Regions from separate parts of the Homo sapiens genome. Here region 2 is linked to region 1. A link is a loop called in an ENCODE intact Hi-C map of the cell type or tissue named here. Cell type or tissue: dorsolateral prefrontal cortex. All regions are shown on one strand. Each heading gives the region's core, and the rest is flanking DNA. Links, peaks and the distances in the headings are about the cores only.

Region 1 (16,165 bases), core at 656-8,655:
CGCGAGCCTGGGGCTGCAGCGAGGGCCGGGGAGCTCCCCCTCCATATGTGCGCGCACATTCTCCAGACTTGCTCAAACTAACCCCCCGGCAGCGCCAGCGCGCTGCGGGACTGATGATCAAATATTTGGTTTCCGAGATAACACACCCCGATAGCGCTGTTTCCTGAGCCGCTTTCATTCTACTTGTGTAACTTGCTGCGAAAACCCGAACCAAGTCAAGACAGCAAACTCACGCCCACGGGCGCTGTGTCAACATGGAAATAATGATACTGAAGCCCCACGCTGGGCACCTGGGGCGTGGACTGGGGGCGCGGGGGAAGCGCAGATCCGCCTTCATGCTTCCCCCTCCTGATAAGGTCCCTGGAGTTCCCGGGAGGCCATTGTCTGTACTTAATAATAACTAAATCCAACTAGTGAACCAAGCTTCAGCGAGCAAGGGGTGGGAGGTTTAGATGCCAAAATACCTTCAAAAAAGTTTAAATTATACTAAGCAGCCAGTTAAGAAGGAAGCAGCAACATATGACCTGATTTAGAACCATCTCCAAGATGTATGAGGTGGAAAGAAGCAAGGTGCAGATGAGTGGGCTGCATGTGTGCTTGTATATCATCGTGTCCTCCTGGAGGAAGACACCAGGAACTGGAGAGAGATTTTACTGGAGGGGTAGAGAGGCGGGGGCATAGCTGGGGCTTACGGAGTGGGAGGTGGGGTCTGATTTTTCGTCGTCTGCACTTCTGTATTTGTGATTTTTTTAAAACAATGTGTATTTATTAACTATACCAAAAACTAAAGGAAAATTCCAAATACATACATATAAATAATGAACGCAGAGCTCTGTCGCCCTCCTGAAGCCTGGGGTTAGCCAGGGCCCTTTCTCTGGTGGGGGATTTATAGCATCTTCCCTTCTGTTGGGTACCCCGGACTCCCACTGAATGTGCAGGTCCCAGTGGCTGCCTTCAGAGCCTGGCTGGAATCATTAAAAAGGTATTTGTAATCTCTGGCTTCTGCAGAAGGCCCTGCAAACCAAGAGCAAAAAAGCCCCCAGTGCTTATGGGCCGGCAGTGTGGGCTAGGCCCCGGGGCTCCCTGTCCCCAAGAGAAAGACCAGGTTGCTCGGAGGGTGCCTCTGGGAACTTTGGTGCGGGCTATTTGCTCCCCCCATGGCGGCAGGAGCAAGCTGGGACTTGTTTGGGAAGGCCACAGCTGGGTGGTTTTCCTCCTCTGGCTGTACATACACCTTTCAATCCATTTCTTTCATCTTGAAAGGACAAAGACCGGCTTGTCTGAGCCTCTTAATCAGTCAGGCTGGCTTTGGGCTTTGTGGGACCCTGACTTTCTCAGGTCTAGCTTTCTGGGACATCACTCCAAATTAGATGGCAGAGTGGCTTTTAACAGAGCGCACTGACCTTGTTTTCTTTCTCTCTCTGTCCCTAAACTCGAGGTCATTAGTTAGGTGAAGACCTGGGCTGCAGTTTGGCGAGACACTTCCTGTAGATGCTTCTAATGTTGGCCTTTAATTTCTGCTAAGCAGCAGCACACAAATAAATGGCCTGTCCCTTCTATCCTGTTGTAGCTTGGAATTTCTCCATAGGAGGGACTTGGGGGTGGCAGTAGGGTTGGAGAGGGTTGGGGGGAGGTGTAGGAGACTTGTCTGGCCACTGAGTTTGCTGAGAAAGTACTGCTATAGTGTTTTTCCTTGGATTGCAAATCATGTTGATCTGTAGTATTCGAAGTTTTCTAAAGGCAAGTTTATTCTCACAATTTACATAAGAGTGAGAAAATATCACTTGCACATATCAAACTATTACTTCTTATTATGGTGGGAGTTTGGCGGGGGGGGCATGGGTGAGGATCTTGGCAGCCTCTGCTGCCCCTTCGCCCTGCACTGCAGAGCTCTGCTGTCTTGCAGGCAGGCGGCCTGCGTGCGCGGGAGGGGGGACCCTTGCCTGAATTCTGAAGGCTTTTGCAGACCTGGTGCATTTATTCTTCCTTCTGTCTGCCGCCAAACTGGTTTTTGTTCCTATAAGTCGTTCTTGGAATTCAAGTTTTTTGCCAGGCTGAGCGGGATCTAAACTAGAGGGGAAACTAGAGGGGAATTTACGACAAAACCAGGTGGTGGGAATGAGGACTAAAGGCCGCACCTTATGACAAAGCCCAGCCTGTACCATAAAGCCCCAGGCAATGTGAACTGAGCTGCCTGAGTGAGACTCCCATCTTCCCAGCCTGGGCCCCTTAAGTTCAATGGCAAGATTTGTAAACTGGTTTGGATTAACAACCCCGACTCCTCTTTGTAGACTTAATTTTGGAATTCAAAACAGCTACCCTCTCTTAAATAATCCCCAGGCAATGGCGACTCCGCACACTGCATCTAGCCATAGCCCGTTACCATTCTTTCTCTGGGAAGATCCAGCAGCTCTGTTAGGAATCTTGTAAAGTAGCCGGCTGGCACTAGGGGAGTGGAAGTCATCATGTTTATCTCTGGTCCAGGTAATGAAGGCATGAAATTTGTGTAATCTTTGAAGGAAAAGAAGAGAAAGTTGGAAACCTATCATTATTGGAGTCAGCCTATAAAAGTGGCTTTTGTTAATGTAGCTGAAGAGTAGGGAGAAGGCCGTGCAGTTTGATTTTTGCTTTATGCCATCTGGCTGTCCTTTTTGTTGACAAGTGTTTGGCATTAAGACCTCTCCCACTGCCCGTCAAGAGCAGGCCCTACCACTGTAGAGTATTAGAAAAAGATTCTGTTACAGTTTAAAAATTTCCTTCAGGGAGTGCTTCGCAAAGGGGAGCGTGGACTGCAGGCATTTGCAGCTGTAACCTGGCTTGTGTTAAAATTTGGAAGGGGCTGCTCCACATTCCAGCACTCGGAGCGCCGGCCCTCACTGGTGAGCAGCCAAAGGTTAATATAGATGTCACACAGCTCCCCCCTTCTTTCTTTCTGCAGAGCGCCTTTGCTATAGGAGTGCACCAACAGCTGTGTTTTTCGTAACCCTTTCAAAATCACTTCTTTTAAACCTCATTTTCCTGCTTATATAAATCAAAGATTTTCCTCCACTTTTCCCAAGCATGTATGTGACCCAGCTTTGAACTTTTTTCATTTTCTATGTATTTTCCTTCTGGAATCAAGGCAGGGTAAGGCTGAGCCCTGGATGCCAACTTGGGTGGCTGTTTTTGGTTTTGGTTCCAGGGTTGTCATTCGGTTGTGGAGCGGTCCCCATGGAAGGGGTAACAGAGATGGCCCACTTGCAAATCAGTTTCAGGGCAGCAAGGGGGATGATTGTCTGAATGCACAGACAGACGAAACCGCTTTTGAGATGCAGCCCTCTCAAGCTACGGTTTGGGGCTTTACCATGGCGTAGTAGGCTCTCAAGCCTTTGCCGAGATAAACACAGCTGGTGCGCGATCCCCTCACCACCGGAATGCCTGCGATGTGAGTGAATATCACGTGTCCGCTGAACTCAGAGACAACTGGTGACTTCATTCCAGGGAGAGTCCCATCTAAGTTGATTGATCACTCCTATCACTTTAATATCTCTCCCTCATTTGGTAAGGTCATATTTGGCCCATTGCAAGAATCAGCGTGCCCTAAGTCTCCCCCGTCTCCACCCTTCCCCATCTGCCCATCCGTGTAACAGCCTGAATATTTTGAATGGGGAGCCCTTTGCACCATGCTTCTGGCCACATTAATTCTTTCACGCTCACTCTTCAGTCTTAGCGGGGGGGCTGTTGGCACACTGGTTTCTTGGCAAGCCACTGCAAGGCTTCGCCTTAATGCACTCTGGCACTGTCACCGGGGTTAGGGCACAGGCAGGGATGTGTGGGACCTGTCATGTTATTGTCAGAAGGAATGTGCGGATTAGCCTTTACAGCGTAGTGGTGGGAGAGCACTGCAGCTGTGTACACTTATTATAAAAGATTTAAGTCCCACTGGTAAAATCAATATATTGAATTGCACAACCCTCTGCTTTTAATTAGTTTAAATCAAATGCGCCGGTGCCATTTTGCCTTCTCTCGCCTTCATGGGGTGAGGAACTACCAATATTTACATAGAAACTGTTAATTTGTGGTGAAAATGATAACACATTTAGCTTTACACACTCAAATTGCTCCAACTTGATGGATCCCAGATCAACGTGGAGTTGAGCTGAGGAGATGACGTCACCAGGAGCGGGGAGGAGACACCCGTGATGTCTGTTGCTTGGACCCTGGATTCCAGATGCAGGTGGACATGTGTGTAGAGGCAGTGACTGGGGATGCTGGTCCTTCAAGAAGCGAGCTGGTTCTTTCTATTGCAGGTCAAAAACAATGAGATTTACCTACATCATCTAAAATCCTTTCTCGGAAGCATTCTTACAAAATTGCGAAGTGGGCACTTGCTCTTGGGTCATTTTGAGCCTGTTCTCACAGCATGCAAGGGTCATGTACTGGGCAGCTCAAGGCACGGTGCTTTATTTATTCCAGAGCTTCACATGCTTTTCTTTCCAATCCCTGAAACAGTTTATAGAGGAAGGGCGTTTGTTCACTGCAAATGATCCCATGTACGACCGCGGCTATTAGTGAGCCGTTTGGTATTAGCTGTGTGTTCAAGCTGGGATTGAATTCCGGGTTTTGCAGCAAATGGCATCTGACAAATAATAATTGACAAAAAATGTGACTTGGTATTTCTTAATATGGAACAGATAGTTCATTTAAGCTTCCCCGGCAAAAAAAAAATTGCTCAAACTCAAACTGAAATAGCAATGCCAGGGAATACTAGGACTGCTGCTGTGTATTTTTTTCCGCTCCAAAGTAGAGTGTTTATGATTTGGGGGGATATTAGAGTGCATGAAGTTTGACACTTACTTATGCGAAACTCAGGCAAGCATGTGCAATACCGCCTTTTCAACATTTGTGTCGGAAGGCATTGTGGGGAGCCGCGCAAAGCCTGTGCTGATCCGCGTGGAGTGGATTGAATTAATGACAACTCCGAGAGCACCAGCTTTAGGGTAATTGCTTTATTGTTTTGGAGCCAGGGTGCATATAATCCGGTTCCTGTGCAAACATGTTGAACGTGTGTTAATGCATTTCCAAACCAGAGCCTCTCACACAACCCTGCTTTTCATTAATTGATGTCGGTAGCATGGTACAGTATTTCAAAGGGCTGGCCAAGTATAAACTGTGTTTCCAATTTCCTTCCTTTCCTGTGTTTGGAATGCCAATGTTAATTTGTTCCCATGCAGGAGCGGGGGCTGCCAACCGCGGCTTTCTATAAAGGGCTTCACAGTGAAGGCTTCCAGCCCTCGCTGATGCTTGGGGCTGCCTGGCCAAGTCTCCTGACACTTTGCAGCTAATTCTGGGTGATATATGGGGTGGGGGATTGGGGGCTTCACTGCCGTGTAACGGAAGTTCTCGGTGACAGCAGTGGGTGTGACTTGGCAAGGGAGATTGGAACGGCATCCACAGTGATTCTCTTTAGACACAGCCTAAACCTATGTGTCTGTTTCCACTATGACAGCACATTAGCTGTGTGACCTTGGGCAAGTTACTTAACATCTCTGCATTTGTGTCCTCATTTTATAAAGGCTACAAGAGAATCTCTTCCTCAACAGATTCTAAAGAAATAGAAATCATATCACCCATGCGCAGAGGCTGTCACCTAGTAGGTGTAAAACAAATGGTAGCTCTTGTTTTTATTGTGTTGGCCAGATGAAGATTTACGTTGGTATATTAGTCCAAATTTCAGTTTTTAAGTACTTAATCTTAAAATACTGAGATTAAACTGCCCATGTTATTTTAAATGTCAAGAAAATGGTCCCCAGAGTGTGAATATGTGTGCGCCTCCCTCTTTCAGAGATCAATGGAATTTGAATGAATGCACCAAACTTATTTGAGGATGAATAGAGTCTAAGGCTGAATCTTTTCCCCAATTTTAGCATCTATGGTTATTTAATGATTTTACTACTTGGGAAACTGGAACTCAGTGAGAGGGTATACCGGAACTCTCTGTAGTGCCTTTGCAACTTTGAATTAAAAATTAATTTCAAAATAAAATGTTTCATTTAAAAAATTGCATTATTGAAGTATTTCTTCCCAATCCTTTCTGGAAGATGGTCAAAGTACAAATTGTCTTTTCCTTCAAGGGAGTGACAAGCCCAAAGCATTCATTAACAGAACTGCACAACTTCCCCACTTTTTATTGGAGCAGGTGCAAGGCTGCCCAAGGCTCCCGCAGCTGGGGTTAGGCTGCAACAACAAAGCCCTGTGTGGATTCAGCATGTTTAGAAGCCTCTAGAGACCAGAGGACGAAAGAGAATGGCTTCAGGGCCAGATACCGAGGGGTGGCGTTTCTCATTCAAGACTTTCCATAAATTCCCTTCAGCTCTTTATACTGTTTGAAAAATCCGACTCACCAAGTATTAGGTTTCCCTGCATCTCTGAGGTCACGTGTTCTATCACATCTTTATCTCCCTGGAGTAGCTTTCAAGTTTCAATCTTTTGTTGCCTGGCTTAATTAAAATTGGCCACGAATAAAAACTTGCACCGTTTCCAAAATCGAGGACTTGTGTGTTTCTAAGCATTGGGTTTAGGCCTGCCCTGTCTTGTGCTTCCAGCCTGTCTTCTGCTTTCATGTAGCTTGGACTACATGAAGAAAAAGAAAAAGCTAAGCTCTTAGCATGACAGTTGGCATATAATGGTCCAAGTGCTCATCCCCCTGGCAACTTACACACACAAAGGCAGGCAAGTTTTTTTTTTTTTTTTTTTTTGGTGGCTTGTGTTTTGGCCTTCAATAAAGGACACTTTTCCTGTTTTTTTTCAGACAGCCTTATTCTCCTGCCCATGCACAGCCTTGCAGAATTCTCATGGCATAGAAGGTGCTCAGATATTGGTTGTTTCGGTGCACATATGGCATGAAGACATTCTAAGCAGTCTCTTCTAAATGCTTTTGATCTCCAATTCCCACTACTACCTTTTCAGGTACATACCTTAAATAGTAATAAGTTGTATAACTACTGCAGGATAGCTAGGATAGCTTGTGCTTCATAAAACATAGACAAAAATAGAAATTTAAGTAGGAGACACTAAAGCTAAAAGCAATACAAAATTTTGGTGTTTGTTAATTAATACAAATTTTAACTAATGAATCATTTTAATTTTAATTGTTAACACAATTTTAATTAACAATATACATTTAATTAAAATTAAATTTTAATATAATTTAATTAAGTTTGCAGTCATGAAAATTTGCGGTGCAATGGACTGTTCTTTGGTGTTTTCAAAATCATGATTTAACAGTTTAGAATCACTGATCTAAAGGCCTGGTCCCAAATTTCGATGACCCTTCATCTGGTCAGTATAAATGAAGTTATTGTGTGTGAAGAAACTCACAATCTTGGTGCGTTAAAAATCCCAGAAGTTTGTTTTTCATTTGTATCACATTATAGCTCTATCGTGGGTTCAGGGTGGAGGCGTGGAGTTCTGCACATTGGTGGCAGCAGAGTCCCTGGGAGAGGCTGAGGTCCTCAGAATGTTACGAATAAGGTGCCAGAAGGAAAGATAATGTGAACTGTGCGTTGGCTTTTAATATTTCTACCTGGGAGTGACTTTCTAACTTCAAAAATTTCTATTTTTGTCTGTTTTATGAAGTACAAATGATCCTAACTAGTAGTTATACAACTTATTTCTTTTTTTCTTTTTTTTTTGAGATGGAGTTTCGCTTTTGTTGCCCAGGCTGGAGTGCAGTGGCGCGATCTTGGCTCACTGCAACCTCCGCCTTCTGGGTTCAAGTGATTCTCCTGCCTCAGCCTCCGAAGTTGCTAGGATTATAGGTGCCCACCACCACGCCCAGCTAATTTTTGTTATTTTTTTTTATTTTTTATTTTTAGTAGAAATGGGGTTTCGCCATGTTGGCCAGGCTGGCCTCAAACTCCTGACCTCAGGTTTTATCCACCCGCCTTGGCCTCCCAAAGTGCTGGGATAACAGGCGTAAGCCACCTTGCCCAGCCACAACTTATTTCTATTTAGGGTATGTACCCCAAAATTTACTCTTCCACCTGAAAGAGCTTCTGCTCACATTTCATGGGCCAAAGTGAGCCATGTGGCCAAACCTGACCCAAGGTTGGCAAGGAGATGACGATACCACTGCTTGCTCAGAAAGGCAAAGCACCAGAGAGCGTCCAGGAAATGGCACAGATGACACCACGCTATCATGATTGAAGTGTCTCTCACAAGATTCAAAGACAGAAATGTGGGAAGTAAGTTGTGGGGTGTGTTACTGAAACCAGAGCTTCATTTTTCAACCCCACCTGTCAATTATGCAGATATTTTTGTTGAAGCTAGTGAACTCCCATGATTGTCAGTTGGAATTTGCATAACAATTATAATTGTAATATATCTTTTCCTGACTCCCAGTGGGTTCCTCTTGCCTCCTCCCATCTTGCGCTTCATTTTGGAGACTGATGTTCTGGAGGCTTCCATCTCACTGAAGTACTCAATTGGTTCAACAACAATAACATCTCTTTCCATTCCCACTTGTAAAGTGACTTCCCTGTTTATGACTTGTCTTTCAGCAAAGGCAAGCTTCAGCTTTTGTCCGGTTCACTATCTAGAGAATTAAGAAGCATTACTCTGCTCCTGGCTAATGAGGTGACTGCTGGTGTTTCCCCGGAAGATACAGGTTATCACTTCGCCATGAAATCTTGTCCACAATGGAAGAGCTGCTTGCTTTCTCTCCTGGGCCTTGGAGACATTCCTTTTTCTTTCTTTCTTTTTTTTTTTTTTTTTTTTTTTTTGAGATGGAGTCTCTCGCTATCCCCCAGGCTGGAGTGTAGTGGCATGATCTCCACTCACTGCAACCTCCACCTCTGGGCTTCAAGCAATTCTCCTGCCTCAGCCTCCTGAGTAGCAGGGATTACAGGCTCCCACAACCACGCCCGGCTAATTTTTGTATTTTTAGTAGAGACGGTGTTTCACCATGTTGGCCAGGCTGGTCTTAAACTTCTGACCTCAAGTGATCCACCTGCCTCAGCCTCCCAAGGTGTTAAGATTACAGGCGTGAGCCACTGCAACTGGCCCCTTAGAGACATTTCTTAGTCCAGGCAGGATCTTGCATAGGCTGAATCTAGACATTAAATTCAGAGACCCCTTCATCATCTAAATGCATCACTGAAATGGATTGTAGACCTCAGAGGGCTAAGACCTTTCTGTGTAGCAGCAATGGATTCAGAGTAGCCATCTTTATGGGGCCCTCATGCAGTTCTCTCAGTATTCTGCAGGGTAAGCAGTGTCATTTCCATTTTAGAGAGGAGGATGCTGAAGGGGCCCAAACATGCACAGCTAGGAAGTGTGGGGCAGATGTGTCTGTCCAGCTCTTGCTGGGTGCAGAGCTGCCCATTCTTTCCTCCTGAACCTGTGGGGTATCGAATAGGTAGCGGGGAGCGTGGAGGAGATGATGTTGAGACCATTAAAACAGAAGCCGAGCCCATGGCCTTGACTCTGTGGTCCCGTGTTCTGATAAGTGACATAGAGATAAGCAGGCACACACCTTTCCCTTCTGTTATCCACCCTGCTTGTGATACCTCCCCTCTCCTCGGTCTTTATGGTTTAAAAATAATTGTCAGGGCATAGGGCCCTGAGTGCCTGTGGGGGGCACCTACATGTACCCCATAACCCTTCCATGGGGAAATTCCATAGCCAGCCAGAGATTGGTATTTTAATAGCAATTCCTCAAGATGCTGTATAAAAAAGACCACAGAAACAGTTTTTTTCCGTATGTCCCAGCATGCCTTTGTGTACGGTCTGTAGTATTGTAAACTCCCCAAAATCAAAATGTGCATGAACAGGGGATTCGAGAGAGAAGCAGGTGTAGCTCTGGGAGGGGATATGGAATAGTCGCCCCAGCGCAGGGACTTCTTTTTGTTTTTGTTTTTTGTTTTTTTTTTTTTACTGTATCAATGTAGACTGGAAACAATGTCAGAAGGAGAAAGCAAGTAGCAGAAGGATGTTTAGGATGTAACCATTTGTTAATTACACACATAGGCACCCCCGCCCCCAACCTCCCACACAAGGGGACCAACTCATAAATGTATTGTTTGTGGGTTCATACACATTGCAGTAATACCATGGACACATGGGCAGGAAGGACTCCCTACCTTCAGGGTGAGAGCTGCCCGTGGGGAGGAGGGAAAGGATAGTTTTGATGAGAGTTTCAAATAAATCTCACCTATTTCTGTCAAGTTTTCTGTCTTTTAATAAGAAGAAACCAAAAGAGGCTGGGCGCGGTGGCTCACGCCTGTAATCCCAGCACTTTGGGAGGCTGAGGTGGGTGGGTCATCTGAGGTCAGGAGTTCGAGACCAGCCTGGCCAACATGGTGAAACCCCGTTTCTACTAAAAATACAAAAATTAGTGGGGTGTGGTGGTACACACCTTTAGTCCCAGCTACTTGGGAGGCTGAGGCAAGAGAATCGCTTGAACCCGGGAGGCAGAGGTTGCAGTAAGCCGAGATCACATCACTGCACTCCAGCCTGGGTGACAGAGCAACTCTGTCTCAAAAAAAAAAAAAAAAAAAAAAAAAGGAAAGAAACCAAAAGAAAATACAATGTGGTATCCTGGACTGGATCTTAGGCCAGAACAAGGACATCTGTGGAAACACTGGTACAGTCTGAAACAAATCTGGAGTCGAGTTGACAGTTACACAGCAATGTGAACGTCTCGGTTTTGTCAAATGCCCTGTGGTTGTGGAAGATGTTCACCCTGGGAGGACTGGGTGAAGGGTACTCAAGTATTCTCTGTACTAGCTTTGCAATGTTCTTATAAAGTTATTCTAAAATAAAAAGTTTATTTATTTTTTTTAAAGGAAGCAACTATGATGCTACCTCTCATCATTTCTCTGTTATGGGTGCATGGATGTCCATGAGCTCATCCACCAGCTGCTCTTTGTGGTGGTCCTGCCATTTCCAAGGCTGGGGGCAGGAGAGCCAGTCCTAGAGCCTGTTCAGTATGATGCCCTGAAGGCCAATAACGAATCAATCTACGGACCCATTAACACGACAGGGACTCAGCAAGTAAAAGAAAAACCCACAGGACAGTGCCCTGAGAACTTTAAAACTCTCTTTTCCTCATTCATAAGGTGCCCGATATAAAGCAGCTGTTAGTTTATGGTCAAGAAAGAGGGGGTAGGGTGGGAGGAGATCTAAAAGATCTTTCGATTTTCTTCTTGGTCCTGAATTTTGTAAAATGCCCCCTACTCCATTCCCCAATCTTCCCACTTCTCAAGTTTCAGTTTTTGACTGACTTGACCTAACATTTCTTGAGAGAGAAGCCCTTAAAAATGGCAGCAGGGCCTCAGAACCTTCCAGGCTAGTAAATGTTTATGGGATGGAGGCACTGGTTGGTCATTTCCTTTAGGAGGAAACAATAAATGAAGCTACTTGCCTTATGCCTACTCAGGCCCTGAGCTCCTAATTATCTTAATATACTGGTGGGAAGTGGGGATGGAAGGGGGTGGGGGACCCAGAAATCTCTGCGCCTCTGGAGCTTGGAAGTGCCCTTTTTAGTACGTTTAGTGTGCAGTTTCTCAGCCTGGGCACTATTGGTATGTTTAACCAGATCGTTCTCTGCTGGGAGCTGTCCTGTGTATTATAGGATGTTTGGCAGCATTCCTAGCCCTTCCCCCAGGATCTGACAACCAAGTGTATCTCCAGACATTGCTAACTGTACCCTGGGGGGCAAAGTTGCCCCCAGTTGAGAACCACTGGTTTAGAGTAACTTGCCTCAACCTTGGGAATTCATCTGGGAGCCTTAGCCTCAAACGCACTGACCCACAGTGGTGAGTGGGAAAAACAGCATTTCTAGATGGACGGGTTATTTTCTGGCTGAAAGAAGCACAGATTGCAATCAAAACTCGAGGCTTCTCCTGGGAACACAGCTCTACCTGGCTTTGAAACACCCTGGAGACTGAAATGGAGCTCAAGTCTCTAACGAGCAAGCATTGTCTCCTGGGAACCAAAATACTTGACTGCACCTTTTGCTCGATGATGCTAAAAGTTTATTAAACACACATCGAGGACTGGCCCCTCTTTTATTTTTATCTTCGGACGTTCCTCAGGAAGAATAGGGCAGATCTCTCTCTTACCTTGTTCCCCTCTCTTGGCAGGTAACTTACTCTGGGGTGGGAGAGGGAAGGTGAGCACAGAAGCTATATTTTCCCGTGTCTCCCTGTAGCTTAAATGCTGCTTGGAGCAGGGAGACCTGCTTGCTTCAGACCCCAGCCCGCGGGCCAACTCCAGCCCACAACCTGTTTTAGTACAGCCTGCAGGCTAAGAATGGCTGGTACATTTTTTAAAAGTGTGATAAATACTCGAGAAGAATCATATTTCATGACACTAAAATGACATGAAATTCAAATTTCAAGGTCTGTAAATAAAGTTTTATTGGAACACATCTATCCACTTACGCATTCACTCTGACTGCTTTACTGCCGCTGCGACAGGGTTGAGCAGTTGCCACAGACACGATGGTGACCGAGGCCTACAATAGTTTCTGTCTGGCTCTTCATGGGGTTTATTGATCCCTGCTTTCCACACGCTATGTCCCCTACCTGGGAAAGTGCAAAAAGTAAAAAAGCCTGAGTTTTGTTTTGTTTTGCTTTGTTTTTTTGAGACAGAGCCTTGCTCTGTCACCCAGGCTGGAGTGCGGTGGCGCGATCCCGGCTCACTGCAACCTCTGCCTCCCGGGTTCAAGCAATTCTCCTGCCTCAGCCTCCCGAGTAGCTGGGATTACAGGCGTGCATCACCACGCCCAGATAATTTTTGTATTTTTAGTGGAGACAGGGTTTCAACATGTTGGCCAGGCTGGACTCAAAGTCCTGACCTCAAGGGATCTGCCTGCCTCGGCCTCCCAAAGTACTGGGATTACAGGCGTGAGCCACTGTGCCCGGCCAAAAGCCTGAGTTTTTTATCTGTCCCTTTTGTCCTTCTGCAGACAGTGACTCAGCCACACTTCCTGCCCCCCCTCCATGTTCACTGGAGCTCCTCTGAGTCTGCGAAAGCTGTAGGTTAAAGGATGTCCCCTCGGAAGACTCCTCTGCATCTTTAACATGAGGCATGTGCTCTGAGTCCCCACAAGGGTGATGTCGAACACAGGGAGGCTTTTCCTGCGTTTGCTTGGTCCCAGCACCCTGTTCTCCTGTGTTTTTGAAAAAATTCTAAAATGTCTCAGATGGTAGTTAAGAGTTTGGGTCTGAGTCAGACCGTCAGACTGCAGAGCCCCCACCGCTCTGCCCCCACCTCCCCGACTCAGGCAGGTTGTTAAACCCTGGGTCTCCTGTTTCCTACTCTGGGGTTAATGTGGGTGCCTGTCTCCTGGGCTGCTGTGAAGATCCCATGTGGGGAGACAGGAAGAGGGCTGACCTCGGGCCGCCTGCAGCTGGTGCCTGGGGATGTCAGTGGTAGGCAGTGATGCTGTCATTTGCTACACCATAGCCAATCAGGAACCCACCGTGCACGGGACCTGCCTGTGCCCTGAGCTCAGCTGCTCTGTTACCCACCGTGGTGGGATGTGCTGCTGGTTTGTGCTGGGGTCCAGAGCAGGCAGTGGGCACGGTGGCCCCCAAGCCGTGTCTCCACAGGACTTGGATCAGGGCAGCTGGCCTTCTCTTTGCGATGATACCTCAGCTGAAATGGGAGGCTTGTCGGTGTCGACTGGACACAGGCAAAACAGGAAACTGGGTGTATTTTGACGAATCCTGTTATACTAGAAAATTGCCTCCTGCTGATTAAGATCTGTGTTTATTGGTGCAGAGTTTTAAGGAGACACCCAGATCTGCCCACCCTTGCCGGCTGGGGGCACAGGCAACCTGCTGGGTTTAGACAGTTGACTGTGGGCTGGCCTACTCCAAAAAAAGCACATCAATAAAACTTTCACAGTAAAGTTATATATTTTTCTTTTATTTCTTTGAACACCATTCATGTCAGACTTAGTGGGGTGGCATTTCTGTGTTTCCCTCACTTTTTGATATGGGCAAATGAATTTCTCCTTTTTTTTTTTTTTTTTGAGTCAGAGTCAGGGTGACAGGTTCTGTCATCCAGGCTGGAGTGTAGTGGTACCATCTTGGCTCACTGCAGCCTCTACCACCTGGGCTCAAGTGACCCTCCCACCTCAGCCTCCTGAGCAGCTGGAACTACAGGCATGTATCACCATGCCTGGCTAATTTTTTGTGTGTGTATATATATCTATATTTAATATAGATATATATTATATATTATATAAATATATTTATATTAAAATAATATATTTAATAAAAATATACTCTATATATATTTTTGTAGAAATTGGGTTTCACCATGTTGCCTAGACTGGTCTTGAACTCCTGGGCTCAAGCAGTCCTCCTGCCTCAGCCTCCCAAAGTGCTGGGATTATAGGTGTGAGTTACTGCACCTGGCCCATTTCTTCATTTTAAGTGAGGACCAGCCCATGCCAGATGTTCATTAAATAGCATGATTTCAACATTTATTTTTATGTATGTGAAAATAGGGTCAGGAATGACAAATTACTCGCCGAGCTTTGGGGATGGCAAGTCTGTCTGTCTTTGGGTCCAGGTCACTGGTGTGTGTCCTCAGGCAAGTTACTGAAGGGGTTGGAGTGCTCTGGGCCTCAGTTTCCCTCTCTGGTGGGTGGCTCAAGGCTCAGGACACTAGGATTGAGTGAGATCATGGCAGGAAGGGGCTCAGTCCTCACCTGCAGGGAACTCTCAGTAAACAGGGCTGCTCCTGGCTGCCTTGGGGGTCCAGTCTCGCTGCAGAGCCTCTTCTAGGCTCATCCGTGAACATGACAGTAGACCAATATCAATGGAGAACATGACAATGGCCTGATGATGTTTTAGTTCAGCAGCTGTAATTCATTGGAGATGCCTGGAAGTTTGTGACTAAATACAGCCCTCATATCCAAGACTATACACTTCCCTGAGTACCTTCACATTTCAAACATTATATGTATCTTATTTACTCAACTCCCATCATAGATTTTGAAAAGAATCCGGGACATTTGAAAAAGTGCGATGCAGTCACCCCTGCATCAGGGGTAGGCTAAAGACAGCAGGTAGGACAGACATTGGGTAGAGTGGGAATTACCTTTGAATTTCCATGGGAAGCTGTTTCGTTATGCAGTATCTCCATATGGCTGAGTTCCTTCTCCCAGTTTCTCTCCCAGTGTTGCAGCAGATCACTGCTTCTTCCGTTGCACATGGGATGAAATAATCTGCTTGAGTGTAGGACCTGTATCATACCAAAACACTTGCCTTCAAACACTAGAAGGTAAGAAGTTTGGTATGATACAGGTCCTACACTTAAGGACCCTCTGGGTGTTATACTTACACTTAAGGACCTATAACACCCTCTGGGACAGCAGATACTATAAGAGATACACATCCTAATGGCCACTACCTGCTTCTGTGGAGAGGAATGGTGTTTCATTTAGAACTCGTTCAGCAGTCAGCCGGGCGTGGTGGCTCATGCCTGTAATCCTAGCACTTTGGGAGGCCGAGGCGGGCAGATCATGACATCAGGAGATCAAGACCATGCTAGCTAACACGGTGAAACATCGTCTCTACTAAAAATACAAAAAAAAATTAGCTGGGCGTGGTGGTGGGCACCTGTAGTCCCAGCTACTCAGGAGGCTGAGGCAGGAGAATGGCGTGAACCCAGGAGGCGGAGCTTGCAGTGAGCCGAGATCACACCACTGCACTCCAGCCTGGGGGACAGAGTGAGACTCTGTCTCAAAAAAAACAAAACAAAACAAAACAAAACAAAAACAAAAAACTCATTCAGCTGCAGTTCACAGAACACCTGCCTAGCATGGCTTCAGCACAAAAACATGTCATTATCTCCCCTAATAGCAAGTCTTCAGGGAGATGAGTTCACGTTTGCAGGGGCAGCTCAGTGATACTGTCCAAGCATCCATGAGCTTCCCACCTCCCCCTACCACCATCCTCAAATTCCTCATGTCTCTTACCTCATGCTTACAAAATGGCTGCTGCCGCCCCAGCCAGTTCATCCTCATGCAATCTCACATTCAAGGCAGGAGGATGGGGAATGGCACAAAGAGCTCTCCTTGCCTGCCTGCCTACCTCTTGGTTTCCTAGAAGTTCCTTGGAAGACTTCTCCTTGTCTCTTGGGCTAAACTGTGTGTAAGCCCCTG
Region 2 (16,161 bases), core at 7,681-15,680, 75 kb before region 1:
ATATGTTCTTTTCAGCACCACTGAACAGATTATCTACATCAAACTAGCAGCTCAACTGAGACACTCAGTAAGGAAGTCATAGATGGAAACCCTGGAGGGTTTTCCTTATTTTTATAAAGTGCACTATGGTTTTTCTTCCCTATGAACTCATAACTTCTGAAATCACTTAGTATCACCAATTATTATAATCAAATTTCTCAGAAAACGGGGGATACTACAAGCAACTTTTAGTTTGTTAGGGTAATTATGAACCCTTAAGGGAAAACTAAGAGTCTCTGAGCACCTTTTTGTTGTACTAGTTTTTGTTGTTATTGTTGTTTGAAACAAGGTCTCACTCTGTCACCCAGGCCTGAGTGCAGTGGTGCAATCATAGCTCACTGCAGCATTGAACTCCTGGTTTCAAGTGATCCTTCCACCTCAACCTCCCTAGTAGATGAGCCTATGGACATGTGCCACCATAACCAACTAATTTTTAAAAATTGAGATGGGAGTCCCATTATTTTGCTCAGGCTGGTCTTGAACTCCTGGGTTCAAGCAATCCTCCTCCTCAGTCTCCCAAAGCTCTGGGATTACAGGTGTGAGCCACCGTGCCCAGCCTTGTTGTATTAGTTTTTATACATTTTAATTTTAAAGATTCCAATCTAATGTTTTCTTGATTAAAATTATGGAAATATCCAAATTAGATACAGTTAGATGATGGTAGATGAGATTATTGTTATCAGTTACCATTTTAAATGCTAAGTATTATGGTAATCCTTTTTAGAAAGAAATCTTTAGAATTAGAATTCTAGATGGTTCCCAAATAGCTACTAGCATTAATTTTTCATTTTCATCTAATAAAGATAGGTAGTAACGTCAAACTATAGTGTATTTTGCTCTCTTTCCATTTTCATTTCCCAAATAATTGAAAATTATTTTAAGTAAATTTGCAATAATAAACTTGAGATGACTTAATTATCCAAACTGGAGGTATCTGTCTTTTTCAAATTTATTTTTAAATTTGAATGACTATCGTAGATTTGTCACTCCTTCCCATTTTGATAGTATATCCTAAGCCAGATGTGTCGTGGGTTAAACATATTTTTAAGTTAGTAATTTCTTCCTTTACAAAGCATACCAAAGTTAAGTGACACTGTTACATGTTAAAGGAGTAAGTATGGTATAAATTCAGAGGAAATTTTTTCTTATTTATAAAAATGTTTTTAGAATTTTTGATAGTCTCACGAGTAAGTAAAATTAACAGCATACCAGAATGTTCCCAAAATGAAATGTGTGGTTCCTATGTGACCAGGGAATATAACATATTTGTTAATTGTAGGTATGGTATCGGGGGATCTTGATTTGACACTAGCCAACAATAAGACTTGCAGACCTTTCCATGCAGTGAGGACACAGACCACACGTGAAGTACTTTACCTGTACTAGCGCCATGGTACCCACACTTTCTGGTTTGAAGTCCCAGCTCCACTGCTTATTAGTTATGTGACCTTGGGAAAATTATTTAACCTTTCTGTACCTTTGTTTTCTCACCTGTAAAATGGGGGTGATTTTTTAAAAGTACCTAGCTCATAAGGTTTCTGTGAAGATGCAATGAGTTATTGTTTACAAAGCACCTACAAAAATACCTAGCACATAGTAAGTGCTATGTATGTATTTTCCTTTATTATTATATTACCTTCTTCAATCCTTACTACATACAACCTCTTGGGCAGGCCCAGCCTCACAGGTGTACCACCCGTGCAGTCACCCAGGACCCCAGGCTAAGAAGGGCCTGTGCTTGGTTTAATTCTCTGCTGCTATCATCTTGAAATTCTTAATAAAAAGGGATCCCACATTTACATTTTGCATTGAGACCCACATTTTCTTGAGGTAGGTAGTATTATTGTCCCCTGGTATTATTGTGGCTTTGGACAAATAGCATCCTCAGTGTTCTCACCTGAAAACTATGGTGTAGTTACCCAGTAATTACAAGGTCCTTGGGGGAATTAAATGAGATACTGAATCAGCAGTGATTGGCACATGTAAGTTCTCAGAAATGGTATATATTATTATTATTGTTACCATTTCTCTTTATAAAATAGCTAACCTAATATTACCGTGCTTCTATAAATTCTTATTCTTGCTTGCAAGCACAAGAAACTTTCAGTGCAGTTAAAGGTTTACTGAAAGTACAGAATAAAATCATAAAACTGACCTCTGGCAAAATTAAGATAGGTTTATGGAGGGAAAAGGTCACATATTTACTGTTGGAGAAGTACCTTATTAAAATCTGAGGCTTCTGTAGATCTTAAAACTGAAGAAGTTTTTTGTTCTATAGACAGACTAGAGAAGCATTCAAGACCTTCGAGAAACTTTTCAAATAAATAATATTATCAATAAAAAATAGGCTCAATACAAAATAAAGCAAAACACTGAAGACTACATCAATCCAAATATTTATTCATACTGAATTTTACTAATGTAACAAATGAATTAATGGAGTAAGACCCCTAAAGTATAAAGGCAAAGGAAAATGTAAGAAGAAACTACCGGACACCACAATTCATTTGCAACATCTCAAATTCAGATCATTATGATTTTTGTTACCAGTAAGATACTTTATGCGTTAACATTAGTTGTATCGTAGAAGGTAAATATTTTGTAGACTTTGATGACATGTATAAAATATTATTTTTTCAAAAATAATTTAAAGGTCAAAATAACATATTCTTTTATAATTTGCTTTAGAAGATAGGACAGAAATCTGTCTCTATAGAGGCAAGAATAAGGCCTTGCAAAGAAAATTGGAGTACAGCATTTGTTTTGACAAAAATATATAATTAACGGAAAGTTATTTTATTTCACTTTTACAGAATTAAGAATATAATATATGTTCTTTCCACAATAGTATTTGCCAATCAAAACAAAACTAATGAAAAGCCTCTGGCAATCAGAAGTTCTTCTGATTTATTTTTATATCCATCCTCCAAATTTTAATTTGTTAGGTAAGTACACTCTGGAAAGATAATCTGATGATAGGAAAGTCAAAGCTTGAATTTCTGCCTTCATTTTAGAGTCTGCCATTATTTCCATCTGTCAATAAAAGTAAAATGTACTCATACCAGAGTTCTTAGTTGCATTTCTGTCAATTCAACAAACTAGTAATCTAGAATTGCTTTATTCTCCAAAACCAGGGACAATAGTCTTAAGGGTCAGCCAGAATATTCCAGAGCTGCTACAGCTAAAAATATCTGGAGTGAGAGTACTCTGTATGCTGTCTTCAATAATTAGGGATAGTCTGAAATCTTTATGATTTCTTCTTCCTTTTTTTAATCCCACAAACTATGATACAGCCATCAAGAATGTGTATATAACCATGATAAGGATACAAACAGGCCAGCTCCATTCACTGATCTCATCTATTAGCATTCATATGACTCAATTTCAACAACTATTTACTGCCAAACAACACTTATGTTAGTCGTGTCATATAAAATTTCAAGAGGGATATTTTCAAAATACGATGTGAATAGCCACTACTAAAGTAAAAGACAATTAAACATGCAACACTTGAGTTGTAAAAGGAAACATACTTCTTTTCTCCAAAATGGTTGGCAGGTAACATAAGGTCTCCTCAGGATACTGTCAAGTTTCATTTGGTCCCTTTTTGTCAGTGGAATCAAACTATCTTTAGGTACATTTAATCTGGAAAAAAGTAGGTGAAAAAAATCAGTAAAAAAGTGTTTCTGTAACTTGAATGTCCTGTATTTTGCCTGTATTTATGGTACTACTTCAAGAAACTCAGAAATAAGAAAATTAGTACAGATCTACCTCTTACATCCAGGATTGAAGGGATCTGTCATGTCTTAGACCAGCAAGTTTTCAAGTTCATAGTGGAAGTTTGTGTTTCCACAGTAAGATTCTAAAGTTTTTGTTTTCCTTCATGTCACACTCGTGGGATGATGACAGGATGACAGGAAGACTGATATTGGTTATTAAACAAATGCCAATAGCACTACCATCAGGTATACAGATACCAGGGCAGCTTAATAATGTACATTAAGCCTCTCAGAGCTTCACACTCTTCTGGCAGTGAGCTCCAATATGCATGGCCAACGGCTGAGATTCACTGAGGGACTTTAGGTTCCATTGAGTATTTAATTCTTCATAATTCATTTGAAGATTCTGGGCCATGGAAGTTAGTGTCTCACTTTTATCATTTTACACACACACACACACACTTTTATCACTTTACACACACACAAACACATTCTTACCTATCTAGTTTTAAATTTGAAAAACGTGGAATATAACTTTATCATGGTATGTGTTTTAAAAATAGAACATGAGAGGTCCTGGATTTATGGTGTGGACTACCTTTTGAAGTCACAAATCCTAGATTTCCCAGGAGAGTCTTTTTCAATGTGTCCATAATTATGACCATTTGCCAGGGGCAGTTCTTGGATAGGGGTGACAATTTGATTGAAAGGGAGGCCTGGAGGATTTCCCTTGCAGCCTGGCTTCTGTAGCTACCATAGTGTTTTTCCTTTGATCGTATATTCATTTGGAGTGGCTTTTTAGTGCACTGATAGAATTTATGAGATGCAGCTAGAGTTTCTTGAAGCTATTCACCTTACTAATTATCAGATCATATGTCTTGAATTTGTGTTAAAATTGTTTTTATACAAACAGATCACCCCCAAGGGATTCTGACCATGACACACATACACTAAATTGAACACGTTAATCCAGTGGAGTGTGAATATTCAAAAATAAAGAATGAAATGTTTCCTCTTGGACCCTCATTTTATAGGAAGTGGCTGATCACCCAAAACCTGTTCACATTCCATATTTAGGAAACAAGCAACTGTTATCAAGGATTGCTCACCACTTAAAGAAATCCAATAAACATGTTTAAATTCATTCTTACTGACCAATTACAACAATAAAACATTTTAAAATATCACATTAGCAGAGGTGAAAAAAAATGTTAATGCCATAAGCTGAGGGACAGGTGGACTCTTACTCTTCAGAGAAAGCAAGAAACTTAATCTATCCAGACAACAGTCAAACCCTGATTATGGGGATCCTCTTTGACCCACCAGTTCTTCTGGGAATTCAGCCTAAGGGACTAACTAAGGATGTGCATAGAGATTTAGTTACAAGAGACTGCATCAAAGCACGACCTATCAGAATAGAGATTTGGAAACCACTTAAATGGCTATGAGGGAATGGCTGAATAAACACTAGCACATCTAGAGTTAAAACTCAGCAACAAAAGATGCTAAAATAAGAAATGTACTTTATTGACATGGAAAAGTGATCACATTATTTTGTTGTGTTTTAAAAAAAGCAGATTATAAAATAACAGAGTATGATCTCAGTTTTGTGAAAAAGTTATGGCTATGCACAGAAAAAAAATCTACAAAGGTAAGGCTGCTGATCTGTAGGTGATATTTAACTTGTTGCTTAATATTTTTTTCTATAATGAACATATATAATAAACTTGCCAAACTTGAAGTTCCCAAATTTTAATACTCTTAAAATGATATTTTTCTTTTGAAGTTAAAAATTTAAATCTATGACAAAAATTGATTCATATGGCAAATGATGTTGTCAATGGTTACAATTTAATTGGATTTACTATATTGTACTTTTTTTTTTTTGGAGACAGAGTCAAGCTCTGTCACCCAGGCTGGAGTGCAGTGGTGCGATCGTGGCTCACTGCAACTGCCGTCTCCCAGGTTCAAGCAATTCTTGGGCCTCAGCCTTCCCGGTAGCTGGGATTACAGGCATACACCACCACCACACCCAGCTAATGTTTGCATTTTTAGTAGAGACAGGGTTTTGTCACGTTGCCCTGGCTGGTCTCAAACTCCTGGCCTCAAGTGATCCGCCCACCTTGGCCTCCCAAAGTGCTGGGATTACAGGCGTCAGCCACCATGTGCCCGGCCTACAATGTATTGTACTTTTAAGTATAAAAAGTGTATAAAATGTCTTAACCATAAAAGTAAAACAGAAAGTTTTAGCTAGCTGAAAGTGTAACACATTAACCAAATTCATGTGTTAAATATTTTAGTAGTTGAAACAGAAACATTAATGAATTTAATTCATAATTACATAATCATAAGTCATCGTGGACAATATAAATAAAAAACATTAAGAGCTTTCCCTTGTAGTGACTTTTTAGGCTTATTGTTACATATGATAATGAACTGTCATTTTAAATATCCTAGTTCTGCTATACTATCTAACCTTTTAAGATCAGAAGGGAGAAGACCAAGCCATCTAATAGCTGGAACTGTGAGATGATGAGCTTCAAAAGACATAGACTAAAATAAAGAACAAAAGTATATTAGGTGAGGCTAAATTGTAGAAAACTAGCATTCTTGTTTTTCAGTCAAATTTTTCACTTATTAAGAAGGACAAGTACTAAAGCTGGCTTCACATGCCCAGAGCCCACAGAAGTAAGAAAACCATCAGGGGCTATGCTAAGCTGGGCTTTTAGTGAAGGTGTTAAAACTTCTCTGGGTTAAGTGCGGTGGCTCATGCTTGTAATCCCAGTACTTTGGGAGACCAAGGCGGGAGGATGGCTTGAGCTCAAAAGTCCAAGGTTGCAGTGAGCTGTCACTGCACCACCGCACTCCAGCCTGGATGACAGAGTGAGACCCTGTCTCAAAACAGCAACAAAACAACAACCACAACTTCTATATAGTGTTTCTGTATTAATTTTCTAAAGCAAACTATAAATGAAGCCCTCTGACCTACATTTCTTATTGTTCATGATTCCCCATCTTACACCCTGCTCCACCATCCTTTTCATCTGCTATAAATTTCACCATGCATCAGAATGCTTGGAGGATCCCACCCCTAGAGATTTTGGCTCAGTAGTTCTGGATGGGGACTGAGATTTGCATTTCTAAGAATCTTCCAGATGATGCTGATGCTCCTGGCTTAGGACCACACTGTGAGACCACTGGTATATGGTAATTGTAGACACTGGTGGTGACATTTATTGTTTCCATTTCTCCTTATGGTGGGAGAAAAGGGATTAGAAAAGTCAGAATTCAAGGCTCTATATAATATTTCGAGTATATTTGGTGATCAGACAGCGTTGTTGTCACCCCAGAGCCCCACAGTTCCTTCAGTATGCCAAGAGAGTGCAGGATAATAATGCTGCTTGCCCACAGCTAATCCCACTCTGTCATCTGTGTTTGCACTGGTCATACTGGGAGCTGGAGTCACAGCCACCGACACACAGATTGCTCCTAGAATAGGATACTAGGCCCTCAGGTACACTTTGGGCACTCTCAGCCTGCTTGGGGGTGATTAATAAATGCAGAAATCACCTCAATGAATATAAAATGTCTAAATAATAAAAAAGGAAAACTGCTTTTCTATACTTACCATAGATCCATACTTATAGATGCACATTATTTCTATGCCTGTTAAAAGAAAGTTAACTATAAAATTAGTCTCCTTACATATTACAGGTTAATTTGCACTCTCAAATTTTATCTATCTATAATTTTAATTTTGTGGACATCACCAGTGAAAAATTTATCATTCTCAGTTTAATATGACAAAGTAACGATAAATTGTGTCAAATAATTATAGACCAAATTTTAATGTAATCATTTTCTTTTAAAATGTTTCATAAGTGTCCCGAGAGTAGAAAACACAACTACAGGCTGGGCACGGTGGTTCCTGCCTGTAATCCCAGCACTTTGGGATGCCGAGGTGGGCAGATTACCTGAGGTCAGGAGTTCGAGACCAGCCTGGCCAACATGGTAAAACCCCGTCTCTACTAAAAATATAAAAAATTAGCCAGGCATGGTGGCATGTGCCTATAGTTCCAGCTACTCAGGAGGCTGAGGCAGGAGAATCACTTGAACCCAGGAGGTGGAGGTTGCAGTGAGCCAAGATCGCGCCATTGCACTCCTGGGTGACAGAGCAGGACTCAATCTCAAAAAGAAAAAAAAAAAAAGAGGAAGAAAACACAACAACAAATATGATTTAGTTATGACTATTGTTGTAAATAGTCCAGTGATAAATTACCATGTGGATCAGCATCTACAAGAGTGAAAACAGGAACATGAAATGTATCCCACAGTTTCTTGACTAAAAGTCTTGTGTTTAGATCAGGAACTCCCTTTCCCTAAAAGGAAGATGAAAATTAAGAATTTTAACTTCAGTAGAATAAAATGGTTACAATTATACTCTTATTAATAATTTAAAAGTTAGGCTGGACGCAGTGGTTCACGCCTGTAATCCCAGCACGTTGGGAGGCCAAGGTAGGGGGATCGATCACCTGAGGTCAGGAATTTGAGACCAGTCTGGCCAACGTGGTGAAACCCCGTCTCTACTAAAAATACAAAATTAGCCAGGTGTGGTGGTACACGCCTGTAATCCCAGGTACTCGGGAGGCTGAGGCAGGAGAATCACTTGAACCTAGGAGGCAGAAGTTGCAATGAGCCGAAATCACGCCATTGCACTCCAGCCTGGGCAAAAAGAGTGAAACTCCACCTCAAAATCATAATAATAATAGTAATAATAAATTATAGGTTATGCTCATACAACGGTTAGTACTCTGCATGTGGCCACAGCAACCCTGGTTCATATCTGAGTCACAGCACCAAAAAAAAGGGTTACATCTTCCTACCTTGGATTTCAGGTGCTGAAAGACTGGTGTTGACTGTGAAAAAAAAATGTACATTATATACAAACAGACTGAAGGACTGGGAATTATGCCAGTCCTAGGAAATGGTCCTAAGGAAATATTTCAGCAAAAACAGAAATAATAAACATCCTACATATTTAAAGATGCTCACTGAAGTGTTATTTAAAATGGCGCAAACTAATATAAATAGCCAAAATATCTAACAACAGGGATGTGGAGAGGCAGCATAGTACAGCGGTGATCTGCAGCAGTTGCGGGGCTAGGCAGCCTGAGCTCGCATCTCAGCTCTGCTACTTCTTAGCAGCATGAACTTGAATGAGTAACAAAACCACTCTGTGGTTTGATGCTCTGTAACAACATATGAGATTATTATAGGAATTAAATTATTTAATAATCATAAAGCACTTAGAAGAGTACCTGGCTTAAATTTAGGGTTTAATAAAACTTAAATGGTGGGATAATATTATGAAGTCATTAAAATAATAATTATGTAGAAAAGTAAATTGAAGAGTGTTACAACAATGTTAGAGAAAAGCAGAAAACCAAATGAAACAGAGAGCAGAGGAAGAGCGCAGAGTAGCCCTAGAGATTCAGAATGGGCTTCGGGTCACAGCTCCGAGTTTGAATTCCCTCTCTGCCCATCATCAGTGGTGTGATGTTGGGCAAGTTTCTTAGTCTCTTTAGGCCATGGCTTTATCTATAAAATCAGCATAAATATGCCTATCACACCAAGTGATGGCATTATAGCAACATGGATTTCAACTATTCAAATCCAGTCCTGGTTTTGAATAGCCATAGAGACGTGGTAAAATACCTTCCTGCATTCCAGTACCCCATTATTAAAGTGACGATGATGTTAGTACCTACCTCCTAAGGCCATTGAGAGCCTATACAAGTTGACATGTGATAAACACCAGTAAATGTGAACTCTTACTATGTCAAGTGCTTAGCAGGGGTCCTAGCTCATCGTGAGTATTTAGTGTATTTTCATAATGTTCTTTGGGAAAAATAATAGCACATGAACACAGTAGAGGAGTCAAACAGGGTTAAAGGACCTGGTGAAAAATGGCTCTTCCTAATATGGCCCTCGAGTCCCAGCCTCTTCTTGAGAGGCATTTGCGAGAGATGTTTATGGAGGCAGTGAGGAGCGCTGCCCTGGAGAGGAGGCGGAATGGAGTCTTAGAAGGGCTGACCAGTTCCACAGAGGCATCCAGATTTGGAGTAGAAGTATCAGACAAAACCAAAAGTTTTTGAACTGGCAAGGAGGGAAATGACAAGTCTGGTGTGGCAGGGATGAGAGATAATTGAAGTCAGGGGCCTGTCTGGAGGCTACCAGGTGGTTGTCTTGTGTAAGAATGAAAGGGGAAGGATTAAGGAGAAAGGGCTGAAATGAAAGAGATTCCCAAGGCCAATTCAAAAGGACTTGGTGACCATGGGATGTGAGGAGTAAGTCAAACTGACTCTGACGTGTGGACCTCATTGCAGTGTCTGCACTGATAGCCACAGGACAAGTGGCAGGAACACTCAGCTTTTCAAGGAAGAAAGCTTTTGAGTGTGGTTTTAGAAACATGAACTTATCAAGGTTACAGTGCTCTATGATCATGCCATGGTACTTCGGCCTGGGCAACAGAGCGAGACCCTGTCTCTATTAAAAAAAAAAGAACTTGAGGTGATAGCCAGCTTTGAGGATGTTTAAATAAACACATTGGAAATTCCCGTTCTATGATCCCAAAGGATGCATTATATTGAAAACAGGACATTGTGTAGATAATATTGTAAATCCTCTTACCAATCACCATAACAGTATACATTAGTCTTGGAATTGTAGTAAAGTTAGATAATATACCGTAATCATGATGCAAGGAGACAATTTGTTGCAAAAGTTGTCATCTAGGAGCCGCTGAAATGTTGCATCTTTTTCTACAATTAATACAAACTTTGCATCTGTAACTAAATCTGTGAAGTTAAGGCTGATAAATTGAAAGCAAGAGTATTTCAATTTAATCACCAACTAAATTAAGGTGCCATATAGATAATTCAAAAGCAGCTATAGATACAACATTTTAGTTTGTACCTTCAAACATATAAACACATCTATTCATATATTCAGATATCTGTCTCTTCCACTAGATGGTGAGCTCCTAAAAGAGTACTAAAGAAGGGACCATGGTGTGTTCATCTTGACTGCTACAGGGCCTAACTTGTTCCTTACACATTATGAAGGCTTGGCTTACCAAAGGAATTAATGAATGAATGAACATTCCAAAAGTTTAAATAGTTTTCCCACTTAAAGGATACTCCGAATTCCTTGAATATTCGATGGCACAGCAACAGCCTTTTAAAAAAAAAGTTTTTATCTTACATAAAAAGCAAAATAACCACATTTTTAGTTTATCACAAAGCCCTCTGTTTTTATTTTTCTTTGACCATACCAGTCATCAGAGACTTCTTCCTCTGTTAAAAAATAGTAGAAAACAGCTTTACCCCTCAGTAAGAAAACCGGCACATGACTCACAGCAATTCTCCCAACAGGGGTACTAAGTTTAGTACTGTGGGCTCTCTTTGTATCAAAGCCCAGCAAATAGTTTAGTATTAAAAATATTACTTTCAGAACCAGAAAATTTTATGAACATTACTAAATAACATGCTAAAATGACCAAGCCACACTTTATCTGAAAATAATAGTGCATTTTTAAGAGTTATATTTGTATGTTTATTTCAATCTGACATTTGACAATTAGCATAATTTGAAACTATGTAATGTACAGTTCTGTAAAGCATATTCCTATCCATCTTTCAGTTTTATTTTGAAATCTTAAGCTCTAGGTTACATAATAAAGCAAGAAATAAAATTATGCTTCAAAACTGAAGGAGCTAGAAGAGTTAAAGCTGTGAAAACTTCAATGATGCTTCTTACCGTTGCACCACAGGTACAATTCACTTTGGTGCCATCTTCCTCGATGTATCTTAAGTTGCCAGCAATTAAACCTTTTGATGTAGATAACTGCAAAAAATAATAGACATATTTGAAACCTGCTTCACGAATATGTTTTATGCTATTAAGTCACTCCTTGTGTTCATCTGCTGAATTACTGGCATTTTCACTTGGATTGAAATTTCAGAGATGAAAGAGAAAATATGTAAGGGATTTAGGAATTAAAAATATTTGGTAATTCATCAGTTTGGTCCATTCACCCAAAGGAATATATTGAGAATCTATTACTTAAATTTATAGTGAGAAAAATGCAAGCATCAAATAATAGCAAAAGAAGACTATATTATGTTTTAAAATTATGTTTTGTCTGGGCGCGGTGGCTTACGCCTGTAATCCTAGAACTTTGGGAGGCCGAGGCAGGTGGATCACGAGGTCAGGAGATCGAGACCATCCTGGCTAACACAGTGAAACCTAGTCCCTACTAACAATACAAAAAATTAGCCGGGCGTGGTGGCAGGCGCCTGTAGTCCCAGCTACTCGGGAGGCTGAGGCAGGAGAATGGCATGAACCCAGGAGGCAGAGCTTGCAGTGAGTTGAGATCGCGCCACTGCACTCCAGCCTAGGCGACAGAGCAAGACTCCGTCTCAAAAAAAAAAAAAAAAATTATGTTTTATACAAACATTTTGTTTTAAAATAAAATGTTTTGTATTAGGTACTACTTACTATATGTAGACTCCTCCTTGACACTTTTAACATGCAAGAAATGTCATTGATAATATTGTCGACGACAGTCTGGTTACCAAAGAGTTGACTGTCAGTGTAATATATGTCCCTATGAAAATTTAAAATACATATTTTTAATTAACTATATTCTTTTTGAATATGACAAGTATTACAGTGTTAATTGAAGAAAGCTTTAACTGGATGAAAACACAACATATAAAGAAAGTAAATTATGAGCTATAGTTTAGTCTTATGTAACTTTTCAAAGCATATAATAAAAGTTAATCCAACTATTTCTCACATTACATTTTGAAGAGTAATTTACTAGAACAATATATTTACCTTTTGGTTGCATAAGTGTTGCTCTGTACTAATTTATAAATCATGGACAATATTTTAAGGATTAGAGCTGGAAAATAAAATTCAACAAACAAGTTACTCATCATTTCTCTTACTGATTCAAAAGATACTGCTATCAAGGATTTTAACTTAATTTTAGTTAACATTTAAAAAATTATCTTTCCAAAATGGGAGGGTTAAGTACAGAACAATTACCTGCAGAATCAGTTAAAATTAATTGCTCTATGGATAGCAAAACTGAGAGGATAATTATGCACTGAACCATATACCTTGAAAAATGTTTATGTTGATAACCTACTTCCATAGTTATTGACAATGAAAAATTATAGAAATTTATTTTATGTATGAAAGTGATCTATTAAAAACAGGTAAAATTATTTAACTAGCAACAAATAAAATTGAGAAGATAACAAAATTTATTTATCCTTTATTACCAAAAGCTAAGAACAATTAACTTACAAAATTTTTGAGCTGATTTTGGTGAATCACTTTTGATCTTTCTGGTGGTGCAATGGGATACCATCTGAAGACCCACAGAATCTTCAAACCTGTCATTTTGTTTAAAGCAAAGGAAAAAAGTGAAAAAGACAACTTCTAAACACCAAACAATATATACTTATGGTCTTCTGCACATCATTTAAAACCCACATTTCTTCTCAATTTAAGCACTGAAGCTTTAGGATCAACTGGTTTGAGAGCATAGATCATTCCAGGTGATAACTAGGAAATTAGGTTTGTGACATACAGAGGCACTAAGATAAACCATTTAACATAAATGAGCTAACACCTTTGATTAGGGGGTGTGGGAGTGTGTTTGTGTGTGTGCATACTTTTTTACTGGGAAGACATTTTTAGTGTATGTAAAATGTTTTCAAATATTTCACAATTAGTACTTTACTCATTTTAATAACCTACTCATTTAATAATTTTACTCAATTTAATAAGCTTTGAAATGTTTCATTTCTGATTTACCTGCAAAATTACATTACATAAAATAACAATTTTATTAGGTTAAGTTGAACTGCCAAGCTTCCCCTAAAGGTGGCAGAAGGCACCAGGTGGATATGTCAGGTGTAAGCTGCTTCAAAGCTAGATAAAATCCATCTTTCAAAACATGACTGAAAAGTATACAGCTTATATTACTTATATAGATCATAAAACAACAGTGATGAAGGAGACTCAAAATTCCTTTCATTTTGTTTCTGTATCTCTTAAAAAATATGAGAGGCTGGAAAAAACCGGTATAACTAGGTTCAAGAATTCTGATAAAGCTGTTTGCTGATTTTACCCTTTTTGGACACATGATTTAGCAGGGGCAGAAGATCTGTCAGGAGAAAGCCTTAAATGTGCTCTATGTTCAGGATACTTTTATTTTGGTCTGGTATCAGGATTGGTTATATTTCCCCTGAGCAAGTGGTTTGCTTTTGTGGCATATGTGAGAATTGCACCCATGACATCTCCCCCTCTGACTGCTAGAAAGCTTAGCTCCAAGTATGGTGCCTATTCTTAGCAAAATTATGAGACTTTATCACATGCATTTGGAATTCTAACCTCTTCTGGTGCTCCATTCTGTTGGTGCTAGCATTGTTTTCCTTTGCCTCATCTTTCACACCTACTTCTAGTTTACATAACCTCTCTGTATGGTATGTATTTCGTAAACTTCCTAAATCCTTTTTTTTGGCAAGGTAAAGGCAATAAAATGAAAAAAATATGACCAGAACTCTAATTCAAATAATTTTAATAATGACATAGATATTGCATTTAAAAAATAAAAATGCAAAATGCCCACTTTATGTTTTCCCAGCTTGATCTGTTGTCTATCGTGAATGCAGGTGCTTCATTTCTTGCCAAGCTTGTGATTATGTCTTGGATAATATTTTCTATAGATGCAAGAACCTCAGAACTGAAACAATAAACAGAGCATGATTCCATCTTAATCATAAATTTTGACTTTTTAATATGTAAGATTTTCCCAGATCAATACTAAAGTAACTTTTTATTTTATTCTTTTTTAAGACTAGGTAATTGGGGTGGGGTTTTAAAAAAAGACAAAAAAAAAGACTAGGTAATCCATGTCAATAATTATCTCTCCCATTAAACCTTTACTACTGCATTAAAACAACTGTATTTACAAATAAATTTCATTTGCTTGTAATTTTACTTCTCAAGCAATTACCAATGGAAGGTCTCCCTTTTACATTAATGACTAAATTTACAACTGTAATTTTATCATATTAACCTACTGTAATCTAGCTGAACTTGAATACAAACTAGACTTGACATACTACTGATATATGTTTTAATTAAAAAGTGATACAATATTGGCTTTGAATTTCTTTCCCAAAAATGCAATGCAAAAATTTCAAAAGAAACACCTTTTGTGGTCGCACATTACCCTAGTTGATCTCATGCCTTAAAATCGGCTCTTTTGAAATTTAGCGATACAAAAAGGAAAACGTTTAATCACTACCCTGGAAAGAATAAATTGTGAGTTCTGCAACAAACGGTTGACTTGGCAGCTATTACGCCACTCTACAGCAAAATGCGAAGACTAAGCCCAGTTTTCTGTCAGCTGACTGTTAATTTCACAAGCCATCAGCTGCAAAAAATGTTGTTCTGTTATAAACACCATGAGCTTATTGTCTAGGAAGAGAAATCAAATGCACTCTAGAAAACGGGCAAAATGTTGAGAGTTTTAATTTCCACAGGAACTTCAGAATTTTTACTGAAAACTTGTGTTTCAGAAAATGAATTTTAAAACATTTAATCTATTCTAATATTGGGAGGTAAAAACTGACCCAAATACTCATTTTTCCTAGTTTGGAGAAAAAAAGTGTTGCAGGATAATACTGTAACCAACTTTAAGATACAATCAGATTCGTCTACATCTGCGATATTAACAAGGGACTTGCCACTCTCCTTTTCCCTCACTCTCCCAAGTTCTCCCTCAAAATAAATTCTTTTGTAAAAATTGGTTTGTTTGTAGGTTTTTCAGATTTTTTGGTGGTTGGTTTGGGCTTAAAAATAAAAGGCTGAAAAACTTTGCTCAACCAAGAAAGCAAGTCGAGGAAACAAAATAAAGTATTTTTAAGTGAAAATGGTCAATAACGTAGTCATGTTTTCTGTGGTTAATTCTAACATGGATAGCTGGAGGGTTCCTGTAATTGATTTTAAATAAATCATTTAAAATATGTACATTCTCTCCACTTGCAAAACAATTAAACATGTTGTCTTATTATAAACCACTTAAAATGTGTTGATGTCCTTGTTAATTCTGAGAAAACCATTCGCTTACTGAGAGAAGACATACAACACTCATTTTCTTTCTAAAAAAAAACCAAAAAATAAAAACCAAAAAAAACCCTTAAAGTTTAACCAAAAATTTTATCCCAAAAAACGTTTAAAAAATACAAAGCTAACTGTACCCCAAACTCCCCAACCTATAAGGATCTTAGGAAACCTTCCAACCCAGCTGCAGGGAGCC

The links. Peaks named below come from ENCODE experiments on the same cell type or tissue, not always from the same donor. Only the 100,000 strongest peaks of a DNase experiment are listed, where the experiment ranks them.
Region 2: a loop joins it to region 1, with 2.1 times the contacts of the local background. A loop is called at or near these places in 11 of 110 quality-filtered maps.

Annotation. Positions count from the first base shown.
Region 1 is chr20:57,248,397-57,264,561 of GRCh38, reverse strand. The region is part of intron 1 of BMP7 (bone morphogenetic protein 7); the gene reads left to right. Among named protein-coding and RNA genes, the nearest start is that of BMP7, 10 kb to the left of the region's middle. RefSeq lists enhancers at 1-257, 976-1,692, 4,627-5,189. In dorsolateral prefrontal cortex, for the core only: CTCF peaks have their summits at 6,315 and 7,415; DNase peaks (open chromatin) are centred at 5,251 and 6,231; H3K4me3 peaks cover 5,365 bases; H3K27ac peaks cover 4,730 bases; H3K27me3 peaks cover 6,765 bases.
Region 2 is chr20:57,330,252-57,346,412 of GRCh38, reverse strand. SPO11 (SPO11 initiator of meiotic double strand breaks) reads right to left here. Exons shown (of 13, transcript NM_012444.3): 2 at 14,467-14,580; 3 at 13,137-13,225; 4 at 12,660-12,726; 5 at 12,318-12,426; 6 at 11,577-11,663; 7 at 10,958-10,994; 8 at 10,506-10,615; 9 at 8,038-8,137; 10 at 7,387-7,424; 11 at 6,235-6,311; 12 at 3,573-3,684; 13 at 2,420-3,072. The coding sequence ends at 2,953. Among named protein-coding and RNA genes, the nearest start is that of SPO11, 8.5 kb to the right of the region's middle. In dorsolateral prefrontal cortex, for the core only: CTCF peaks have their summits at 10,786 (motif pointing right) and 15,217; no DNase peak of the experiment used is centred there; H3K4me3 peaks cover 629 bases; H3K27me3 peaks cover 1,546 bases.